Linked DNA regions of Homo sapiens: regions 2 and 3 are each linked to region 1. Evidence: chromatin contacts called from ENCODE Hi-C or POLR2A ChIA-PET data. All regions are on one chromosome and are shown on one strand. Each heading gives the region's core, a stretch centred on a gene start or an enhancer-like site at or near the end of the contact. The rest is flanking DNA. Distances are from core to core; before and after follow the strand shown. Region 1 holds the start of PLAGL2 (PLAG1 like zinc finger 2). Region 2 holds the start of COMMD7 (COMM domain containing 7). Region 3 holds the start of DNMT3B (DNA methyltransferase 3 beta).

Region 1 (3,497 bases), core at 476-2,975:
GTGCTAGGTGCTGGGATACAGGAATGAACAAGAAGGACAAGGCCTCTGCCCCTAAGGCACTCACAGTTCACTGCAGAGACACTAAACATGTAAACAAATACATGAAAAATGTTGATAATTGCCAGAAAGAGATGAAAAAAGTTTGGTGATAGGGTAATGAGGAGATTACTTGGGTAGAGGTCAGTGAAATCCTTTCTGGTGACATTTAGGCTGAGATCTAAAGGATGGGAAACAGCTGGTCAGGCAGAAATGGAGGAGAGGATTCCAGGCATAGGGACCGCCACCTGCAGCAGTGCAGACTGGAAGACCTGAGCATGTGTGAGGAACGCAAAGGAGTTAAGTGTGGCTGCAGCTGGAGGATCAGCAGAGAAGGGAGTTGTGGAGATGGCCAGTGGAGGCCACATCATTCAGGGCCCTGAAAGTCATGGTCAGGAGTCTGGAAGCCACTGGGGGCCTTAAGATCATCCACTTCCACAATGATGATCCACCATACCCATTTCAACTGTGCACCTGGCATGGTCTTTAGATTCTCCCCTACCCTGCTCTCTTTATTTTCCCTTAGTATTCATCATCCTCTATGAAACTATGTATTTATTGTTTTATGTTTACCCCTTTTTGGGTTTGCTTGTTTCGAGACAGGGTCTCACTCTGTCACCCAGGCTGGCAGTGCGGTGGCACGATCAGAGCTCACTGCAGCCTCGAATTCCTCGGCTCAAGAGATCCTCCCACCTCAGCCTCCCAAGTAGCCGCCCAGATAACTCCCAAGGGACTACAAGCACACGATACCACGCTCTGCTTTTTTTTTTTTTTTTTTTTTTTGAGATTGGATTTTCACTATGTTGCCTAGGCTGATCTCGAGCTCCTGGCTTCAAGTGATCCTGCCTCGGTCTCTCAAAGTGGTGGGATTACAGAAGTGAGCCACCGCGCCTGGCCTACTTATTCTCAATTGTTTGTCTTCCCCAACTAAAATGAAGGCTCTACAAGGACACGGAGTTTATCTTATTCACTGCGGTATTCCCAGTACAGAGAACAGGGCCCGGCACAGAATAGGTGCCCCATAAATATTTGCTGAATCAATGAAAAATCACCAGGAGCCAGCGTGGGTCAGTGACATCAAGTCCTGCCCCACTAACTCCATTTACTGGACCCTGGACTGGCTTAGACCTCAAGCAAGTCACGTAACCTCTCCCAGCCTCAGTTTTCTCATCTGTCAAATGGAAAGTTGGACACGTTGGCCCCTCTGTGCCCTTGCAACTAAGGCAGAGAGGAGAAGAGCATGCCCCGTCCCGCTCTGAGGTTCTCTCCTGGACCTGTGAAGGTGTCTCTGGGCGCATCTGAGGAGTGGCTTTTCCTCTCCCGGCCTCAGTTTCTCCATCTGAGCAGAGGGCTTGGGAGGCCTTACCCATGCAGGGGCAGTAGAGCAGGTAACCGGCCGGGTCCCAGGAGCCCGCAGGCATCCCCGGGAGCGGCAGAAGCAGCAGCAGGAAAGACACGCTCAGCGGCCGTGCCCACGCGGCGGCGCCCATGTCGGCCCGGGAACCCGAGCCAGCCGCGGCGCACAGTCGGGGAGGGAAGGAGGGACGCGAGCGCCCGCCCCGCTCCCAGCGGTCCCTGCGCGCCGCCCGCGCACCGCCCCGGCCGCTCTAGCCCGCGGGCGGGCGGGACCATAGAGATCCCGCGGCACCGCCCCCTCCACGACCCGAGCGCCCGCTCGCGCGGCTCCCACAATGCACCGCACAATGGCCCGACCGCCGCCACTACCGGGGCCTGAGGGGGCCTGGCGGAGCCCGAGCGCGGCCCGGCCCGCAGCGTGGGGCCCCGAGCGCGGTGAGTGCCGGCGAGGGCCCCAGGGGACGGCGGGGAGAGGGGCGGGAGGCCGTCTCGCTGCGTCCGCGCGCCCTGTACCCGGAGCGGCGGCGCGCCTCATCTCGGGCCCCTCAGCGCGGTCGCCCACACCCCCGACCCGGGGCCCGGTCTGCGCCAACCCGGCCCCAGATAGGCCCTGGGGTGACGAAAACTCTCCCTGGACCCCATACCTGTGTCTGGGGGACCCGAGGAAGCCACCGGTCCCCTCCCTTCCGAGACCTGGAGACGCAGTCCTGAGGGTCCCCCATTCCCGACCCCTAGGCTCCCTGGAGACCCAGATAAGGCGCTGCTGACCTTACCAGGGACCCGGGTCTGGGGGACGCAGATAAGCTGCACCTGCTCCCTCCCTCCGACACGCCTACCCAGACCCACATAACCCCCTTTCCTGCTCCAGATAGCCCGCTCTGTACCCTGTTTCATTTTCCAGACTTACATAACTCCCTTTGAGGCTTCCCTCAAATATCTGGGTCTGGAGAAGTCGAATAAGCCCCACCTGTAGTTCCCTCCTCAGTGGCCATACTCCCAGGCTTTCGACATCTTCCATCCCGTTACCCATTTTGAGACCCTCTTGAAATTCAGAGGATACACTTCTGACTATCCCCATCCCCCCAGCCTTCCAGCCCTTATAATCCCCCATTTCATTCTTGTGGGGATCCCTTAGAGACCCAGGAAAGTTGCTCATGATTCCTTCCCATCCTCGCTCTTCCTTCCCATCCCAGAGACTCCCTCCAGACTTCTCCCTGGATTTCCTTTGCTTCTCCAGCCCTCATCCACTCCCATCTCTCCCAGGCTCGGGGAATTGAACCTTTCCCACACCACAGTGGGGTGATCTAAAAGTTGGCCTGGGACCAGGCTGTGGCCCACCTTGGTGGGGAGAAAGGGGCCTGTTAGGTGGAGGATATGGGGACACCTGTGTGGGGGAATCGGTGCTTTCACCTGCAAGCTTAGCCTGTCTCCTGGCTTGTGTGTTTTTCCACCTGTCAGCCATGGGACTGTGTGTAGAGTCTGGTCTTGGGTTTCTAACCTTTCTCTCCTAAGGTGAGGCCACCAGATTGGGAGCGGGGGTGTCGAATCACGTTTTCTCCCCATGAAAATGGGGTTGTGATGAGTTGCAGCCATTTGTTCAAGGCCTCCCCAGGAGTGGGAGGCAGCAGGAATCTGAGGAAATAGTGAATCAAAGAGACTCCAAAGAGGGCCCATCTACACTGACAGAAGAATTAGCAGCCTGAGAGTAAATCCAACCCCTGTTAATCCTGTTTGATGTTTCTTGGAATGGTGCAAGTCATTGAGACTCTCCAGCCTCCCTGTAATTTAATTCTCCCACCACTCTGGAGTGGGCGGGGGGGAAGGGGGCGACAGCATTCCCATTTCCCCTCTTCTCACTGTTTTCCAGCCAACCAGTGTGTTTTAGGATTTGTTTCTGGTTCTGAGATCAGGATCTGTTTTTTGTTTTGTTTTGTTTTGTTTTTTCTTTCCTCTAAGTCTATTTATAATTTCCCAGTTGCTATTTTGGGTTCTGCTTAAGGGAAGATTCTATCCCAAGGAACGTTCTGGGTCTATTTCCTCCGGCAGGTGTTGAATTGAGTTCTTCAGATCCCCAAGTAACTCTTGGGCAGGAGGATAAAAGCTAT
Region 2 (3,612 bases), core at 111-2,610, 540 kb before region 1:
GAGACGGAGTTTCGCTCTTGTTGCCCAGGCTGGAGTGCAATGGCGCGATCTCGGCTTACCGCAACCTATGCCTCCCGGGTTCAGGGAATTCTCCTGCCTCAGCCTCCCGAGTAGCTGAGATTACAGACATGCACCACTACGCCCGGCTAATTTTGTATTTTTAGTAGAGACGGAGTTTCTCCATGTTGAGGCTGGTCTCAAACTCCTGACCTCAAGTGATCCGCCCGCCTCAGCCTCCCAAAGTGCTGGGATTACAGGAGTGAGCCACCGCGCCGGGCCGGGTAGAAGACATTTTGTTTATACTTTTACAGAAGGGATTTTCAGGAAAGGGTAGAGGAGAGGAGGAGGGCTGGTGAGGAAGGCCAGCCAAACCCCCCACATTTCCCTGCTCCAGGTTTCTCGGCATTACCTCTTTACCCTCAAGGCTGGACTTAGGGGCTAGGTGAAGCCCTTAGGCTTGGCGTTCAGTTCCTAGATTCTGGGTAGCATGTCTCTATTTTCTCATGTTTCCAGTGGGGATTAGGGTAATATTCACCTGGGAACTGTGAGGAGCCCCTGGGAAGAGAGGGCATGGGGGTTAGAGTGTTTGAGGGGCTGCAGTGATGATCACGGTCTCAGTAACCTCCCCTCACCCACCTCACCACCACCCTCCCTGCCCCGCACAGTCAAAGCCCTCGCACTATTTTGAGGAAACTTTGGTAAGTCAGTTTCTTCCACTCCAGAAGGTCTCAAAGTGTAGTCCCTGGGTGCTTATTGGAAATGCAAATTCTCAGGCTCCACCCTGGCCTTTCGAATCAGATCCTCTGGGGGCGGGGCCCGGCAATACCAGGTGATGCTGGGGTGATGCTGATGCCCTTCCAAGGTTGAGACCTAGTCTCTACTCTGATGTCAGCTCTCCGAGAGACACTCTGGCCTGCTTTGTTCCCTTCCCTGTCCCCAGTGTCTGGCATCGAGTAGGCTGCCATAAATATCTCTGGAGTGCATAGTAACAGTGATGATGATAATAGCAGCTAGCCATTGATTGAAGACCTCTTGTGTGCCGGTCTCTGCGTTAAACATTTCTGGAGGCTTAACTCATTTAAGGAGCTACCCCAGCCATCATTTTCTCAGATGGTGAAACTGAGGTTCAGAGAGGCCAAGCGCCGTACCCAAAGGTCACTCAGCGGGAGAGCTGGCAGGAAACCTCGCGTCTGCCGGTGCCGGCGCCGCCCCTGCCCCTCCCCGGAGCCCGGCGGCCGCGCGTGTCCGCGGCCCTGCGAGGGCTCCCCGGCTCCGGACAGCCCAGGGCGGCCGGGGGAGGAGTGCGCTGCGACGGCCGTGGCGAAAGTGCGGTTGTGGATGCGCGGAGAGGCCGGCAGCGGTGGCAGCGGCAGCGGAGGAGGAAGCTGAGCAGGGCGGCGGCGGCGGTGGAACCTGCGGGGCTGGGGCGCGCGCCATGGGCCGCCTGCACTGCACTGAGGACCCGGTGCCGGAGGCCGTGGGCGGCGACATGCAGCAGCTGAACCAGCTGGGCGCGCAGGTGGGCCCGGCGGCGGGGCGTGGGGCGCGGGGCCCAGGTGATTCCAGGATCCGGGCCTGGGGTGGGGGGGACGTCCGGGGGTGCGCGGGAGTTGGGAGAGACTAGACAGAGCGGCGTCTTGTGGGCGTTTGGGGTGTGTGAGGTGGGTTCGGGGCGAGGCTAAGGTGAGCTGGGGTCTGAGGAGAGTGTGGGGAGCCAAGGGATCTCCGGAGGCCTAAGGGCCACCTGAGGGGTCCGAAAGGCTTTGTGGGGTCTCAGAGATGGGACTACGGGACCTCTGCGGGGTCCTGGGGCCGAGGAGAGCTTTTGGGGTCCTAGAAGAGGGACGGAGGGGAGTCTAGATGAGGCTGAAGGAGTTTGGGGAACTGAAGGAACAGACTAAGGGCGTGGGGAGTTTTGGGGAGCAGTGGGGTCCAAAGGGAGATAGATGTTTGGCAGGGAGGCCGAGGAAGCCTGAGGGGAGTGGGAGGGCCCGAGAATCTGAGGGGGCCCGGGGAAGCTTGGCCTGGGCTGCCGTCTTACATCTCAGTGTGACATGAGTGTCAGTAATAGCCAGGCCCCACTGGGGCTCTGTGGGCCTGAGGGGCTCGATCTGGGACAAGGCTGATGACACCTTCCACCTCCACCCAGTTAAGGAGAGTCACTGGGATTCACATGGAAAGAAACCTTATACACTGTGTACAGTGGGGGTCTTCATCCTCGATGGTAGGGGAGCTAGCAAAGCCTTTTTCTCCCCCTTCAGGCTGCAGGTGCCAACCAAGGCAGTCTTGGAGGCATCCTGCTTCTGTGCTGGTTGGGATGCCTTTTCATACCACCAAGGCTGCTGAAATAGGTGAGAATGACACTTCTCACCCCCACTGGGAAGATACATCTATTTCCCCCGCTAGGTTGTCACTTCCCAGGAGGTAGCGCCCCTCTTCTTTCATCTCCATACCCCCCACAACTTCCCACACAGTAGTGCTGCTTGCGAGATAAAAACCAAACTTAGAACTTGTAACGACAGGAAGGTTCTAAGCTTGAGCTATGCAATAGAAAAATTTGCAAGCCACATTTCTAACTTTGCATTTTGTAGTAGCCACATTTAAAAATTAAATAGAAATGGAAATTAATTTTTTTTTTTTGAGACGTAGTCTCATTCTGTCACCCAGGCTGGAGTGCAGTGGCGCGATCTCGGGTCACTGCAACCTCCGCCTCCCAGGTTCAACCAGTTCTCTGTCTCAGTCTCCCGAGTAACTGGGACTACAGGCACACGCCACCATGCCCAGCTAATTTTTGTATTTTTAGTAGAGATGGGGTTTGACCATGTTGGCCAGGCTGGTCTTGAACACCTGACCTCAGGTGATCTGCCCACCTCAGCCTCCCAGAGTGTTGGGATTACAGGCGTGAGCCACTGTGCCCAGCCCTGAGTTTATCTTATGCAAGCATCCTAGAGTTTATTTACACAAACCTACTGCACCCTAGGATATATGGTATAGCGCATTGCTCCTAGGCTACAAACCTATACAGCATGTGACTGTACTGAATACCATAGGCAACTGGACTATAATGGTAAATATTTGTGTGTTTAGACAAATCTAAATAGAAAAGGTACAGTACAAATACAGTATAAAAGATAAAAAATAGGCCGGGCACGGTGGCTCACACCTACCCTAGGACTTTGGGAGGCCAAGGTGGGCGGATCACAAGGTCAGGAGATCGAGACCATCCTGGCCAACATGATGAAACCCTGTCTCTACTAAAAATACAAAAATTAGCTGGGTGTAGTGGCGGGCACTTGTAGTCCCGGCTACTCTGGAGGCTAAGGCAGGAGAATCGCCTGAACCTGAGAGGTGGAGGTTGCAGTAAGCTGCGATTGCACCACTGCATTCCAGCCTGGGCAATAGAGTGAGACTTCATCTCAAAAAAAAAAAAACAACTTTCTAGTTGGGTACGGTGGCACAGCTACCACAGTAGTCCCAGCTACTTGGGAGGCTGAGACAGGAGGATCACTTGAGCCCAGGATTTCAAGGCTGTAGTGCATGGTGATTCCACCTGTGAATAGCCATTGCACTCCAGCCTGGGCAGCATAGTGAGACCCCCATCCCTAAAAAAAA
Region 3 (3,598 bases), core at 740-3,239, 550 kb before region 1:
CACTATCCCACTGCCTCTTTACCCAGGCCCAATGTGGTAGAGGCTATTATGCCTAAACATCTGAGGAAGATCAAGGGCTGAAGAGGTTAATTCACGCATAAGACTGGTTTCATCCTTACACAACCCTATTAGTAGGACTATTGCTAATTCACAGATGTAATAATTAAGGCACGGAGAGCAATGAACTTGGCGAGACAGGGTTTAAACACATGATGAACTAAGAACTATGCTTCCTTAAGGAAGGAAGCTTGCTTAGCCCGTGTGCTAGCTAGTGATTCCAACAATGGCAAACATGTATTGAGTGCTTACTGTATACCAACCCTATAAACTAAGTACCATCATCTCAACTCTGGAAAAATCAAGTCCGCACCTGGCGTTTCCAAGGTGGGTGAACAAGAAGCCCCAGCAGGCCTGGTAGAGGAGATAACAGCTGTTTCCCAAAAACTGCCACCCGTCTGCCACAACCCACCGCATCCAGAACTCAGGAGGCAACTCAAAGTTCATACTCTGCCCTTAATTCCCTTTAATTCAAACACTTCCCAGCTTCGGGGGAGGGTGGAAACACGGAGGCCCAGCGAGCCTCTCTCCTAGACCAGGGGAGGAAAAGGGAGCAGGGAAAGCTGGAGGCGCGGGCAAGACCTGGGCTCGGAACTCCATCCACAGGTGAGATCCTCCAGCGGGAAGCCTGGGCCCAAGGGCAGCGCAGTCTTACAACTTGTTAGGTCTTTCTCCGCTTCCACTTTCTCCCCGATAAAGTGGAGCTCAATACACCCTCCCCATGCAACCACGAGCCGGGAAGCTTATCTTCCAGGAGCTGGTGCTAGAGGTTTTGAGGCCTTAGTGTGCGAGTCTGGGAAGTGGGGCCAGCCGCACACGGGAGTTAGGCTAAGAATGGAAGGTAAGACCCCAGGGTAGGCGGCGTGGCCGGGACAGGGAGGCGCCGCCCCTCCGGCCGGCTCCTCCCGGGCCAGGTGTGCACAGGCAGAGGGCAGCCCCGCTGCTCCCCGCGCTTGATGGCTCAGCTCAGGAGCACCCCGGGAGGTCGCCCTCTGCCTCACGCCCTCCACGGCGCACACCCCAGCCCGCGCGAGTCTAAGCCCACACTCACGAGCTCTTTCCTAAAGCTGGGATTGGGGGAAGGGACAGCGCCTCGCCTGAAGACCCCACATCCCAGTTGCAAGGGGCGGACGCCCACCTGCATGGCAGAAACCCCTCCTCACCTCCTCTGCCCCTTAACTTTTCCCAAGGCAGAGGCCAGGTAATTACACCCCCTGCCCATGAGCAAAGCCCCTGTTCATGCTCTCGACGGGCACCTCCTCCTCCTCGAGTCTGGACCCCGGGAAGCCAGCGCGTCCCCCTCCCTGCGAGCAAGCTTCTCTCCTCTTCGGGCTCCTGGAGGCAGCAGACGCGTCCCTTCCTCTAGTATCTCCGGTCCCCGTCAGACGTATGTCCCCCGCGTCCCACCCGCTGTCCCCGTTCCACCCCAAGCAGGGTCCGTGGACGTTTCCTCACCCCGCAAACCCAGCCGGGTCTCCAACCCGGCGAGAGCCCCTCCTCGGGAGGTCCCTGGAGAGGGTCTCTCCCCGGCAGCTTCGGGAGCCCCCGCCGTCCCCTCCCCTAGCAGCCCTCGAAGCAGCTGGCGGCCGAGCCTCCCCGGGGCCCCGGGGCGCTCACCTGCCGCAGGGCTGGCTGGGGCGCGGCTGGGCGGCGGAGCCGCGGGTCGGGGCTGGCTGGCGGGAGGCCGGCTGGCGGCCGTGCAGGGCGCTGGGCTCGCGAATCTCCGGCGCCGATCGCCGAGCTAGGTTTACTTGGGCCACTTAACCCCAGCGCTGCCGGCCGGGCAGCGTTGCCGCCCGCTCGCCCGACCGCCAGGGAGCCGGTCCCGTCCGTCGGGGGGCGCTCGGAGCGTCCACGCGGGCTGCGGCCGCGGAGCCGGGAGCAGCTGCTGCGAGGAAGCGGCGCGGGCCGGACGGGGCAGCGGGAGTGGGTGGGGAGGGGGCGGTGCCGACTCCCCTTGTAGCCCCGGCCCGGCTCTTGCCCCGCCCCCGCCCGGGGGTGCCCCCGCCGCAGCCACTCAGATCCCCGCCCGGGCGCGGGGGGAACGGGGGGGCGGGGACGAGGGAAATTTGAAATCGCTCGGAGCCTCCCCTCCGCCCCTCTCCGCGGGCTCCGCCCCCTGGCCCCCTGCCCTCCCAACCCCGGGCCAGTGAAATCACCCTGGGGGATCAGAAGCCCTAAGCGGGAGGGGTGGGGTCAGACGTCCAAAACCAGACTCCTTCTGGGGCCTTTTTCCCGGGCTCCTTTCAACCCGAACGGAGACACACACACAGGCCTGGAGGCGGGGGCTCAGAGAGGGCAGGGCCCCCACTGTAGTCACACAGCACCAGAGTCTCCGCTTTAACCCCCACCTCCAGCCGCAGTGCCACCGGGGCGCCGCGGTGCCCCTGCCTGTCATCCTGCTTTGGACCCTCTGCCTCGCCCTTCCTCCCTTCCTTCCACCCAGCCCGGCCTTTGTCAGCCATCTTGAAGGGAGGGGAGGGCAGGGGAGGGGAAAGAAGACCAGCGGGTCTCTGGCTACCTGGGTTCCAGACCCTGCAGGCATGGACTGACTGAGGGAGAAGCCGCCCTCAGCAGGTCTCCCCACCTCTGCCCTGGGATGACCATTGAACCACTGGAAAACAGCACTTCCTAAAATTTATCTGACCTGGGACTTACATATTTGCTTGTTTACCTGCTTGTGGTCTGTCTCCACGCAGTAAACTAAGGACAGGATCTCAGTAGATGCTCAATAAATATGTGTTGAATGAATGAATGATTTATATCGCCTGTAAGCCCCTATAGGAGCCTCCCCTTTCAAGGTATATGCTACCTTAACCCCTCTCTGCCTTCACTCCAACTTCTCTGCTGCTCCTCAATACACCAAGCGTTTCCTTGTGATGGTGACTTTGACCTCGCTGTTCCCTACACCTGGACATTTCTTGCCCAGATCTTTGCAGGACCAGATTCTTACCCCTCGGTTTTCTCCCAGAAGGTCACTTTATGGAGAGGCTTTTCCCGATGACTCCACCTGAAGTCTCCCCTGTCCATCACTCCTATCCTATTTCATTCTGTTCCTAGCACTTACCGCGATCTGAAATTGTTTTGCATATCTGTTTTCCTGTTTACATTCCCCTACACACACACACACACACACACACACACACACACACACACACACACACACTATGGGAGCAGAAACCACATCTGTGTGGGTCTCCAAGTGCTTATAGTGGATGGGGGATGCATCAAAAAGGAGCTCAATACAAGTTTGTTGAATGAATGGGCATGGGTTTCCTGCCTTATGGGCTCCAGCTCCCTGAGTTACTCCACAGCTTTCTCCCTGTATCTCTTACCAGGTGAGTAAATGAGTGAAGGGTTAATTCTTTGGATGCCGCAAAAGTGTCTATACTTACTGGATCTTATTCTACCTAAGAGCTTGGGGAGAGGCTAGGGAGATACCAGAGAGAAATGGGCTCAGCTCAGCGCCCTGCCTGGCGCCCAGCAGGGCCTCTTGTGAATGAACAGCAGGACTCCTTGGCTTTCTGGCACAAACATACAA

Evidence for each region. Hi-C counts contacts between places; a loop is a spot of excess contacts on that map. ChIA-PET counts read pairs that join two places held with the same protein, here RNA polymerase II (POLR2A). Pooled maps may share reads with other maps.
Region 2: a loop to region 1 is called in a pooled map, with 3 times the contacts of the local background. The contact joins the promoter of COMMD7 here to the promoter of PLAGL2 in region 1. A Hi-C loop is called at or near these places in 1 of 168 maps with a recorded cell type or tissue (naive thymus-derived CD4-positive, alpha-beta T cell) and 7 of 50 pooled maps. POLR2A ChIA-PET finds 5 or more read pairs at or near these places in 3 of 52 experiments (B cell, activated CD4-positive, alpha-beta T cell and activated naive CD4-positive, alpha-beta T cell).
Region 3: a loop to region 1 is called in a pooled map, with 4 times the contacts of the local background. The contact joins the promoter of DNMT3B here to the promoter of PLAGL2 in region 1. A Hi-C loop is called at or near these places in 3 of 50 pooled maps. POLR2A ChIA-PET finds 5 or more read pairs at or near these places in 2 of 52 experiments (HEK293 and activated T-cell).

What each region holds. Positions count from the first base shown.
Region 1 is chr20:32,205,971-32,209,467 of GRCh38, reverse strand. PLAGL2 (PLAG1 like zinc finger 2) reads left to right here and starts at 1,725. Exons shown (of 3, transcript NM_002657.3): 1 at 1,725-1,827. It overlaps POFUT1 (protein O-fucosyltransferase 1), which reads right to left and starts at 1,588. Exons shown (of 7, transcript NM_015352.2): 1 at 1,403-1,588. The coding sequence starts at 1,526. RefSeq lists enhancers at 1,249-1,378, 841-1,754 and a silencer at 1,519-1,938.
Region 2 is chr20:32,741,215-32,744,826 of GRCh38, reverse strand. COMMD7 (COMM domain containing 7) reads left to right here and starts at 1,360. Exons shown (of 9, transcript NM_053041.3): 1 at 1,360-1,519. The coding sequence starts at 1,436. RefSeq lists enhancers at 1-809, 1,697-2,524, 3,194-3,612 and silencers at 1,105-1,334, 1,515-1,584, 2,569-2,743.
Region 3 is chr20:32,760,776-32,764,373 of GRCh38, reverse strand. It overlaps DNMT3B (DNA methyltransferase 3 beta), which reads right to left and starts at 1,989. Exons shown (of 23, transcript NM_006892.4): 1 at 1,675-1,989. RefSeq lists enhancers at 1-400, 2,529-2,578, 2,396-3,061, 3,285-3,598 and silencers at 959-1,058, 1,629-2,268.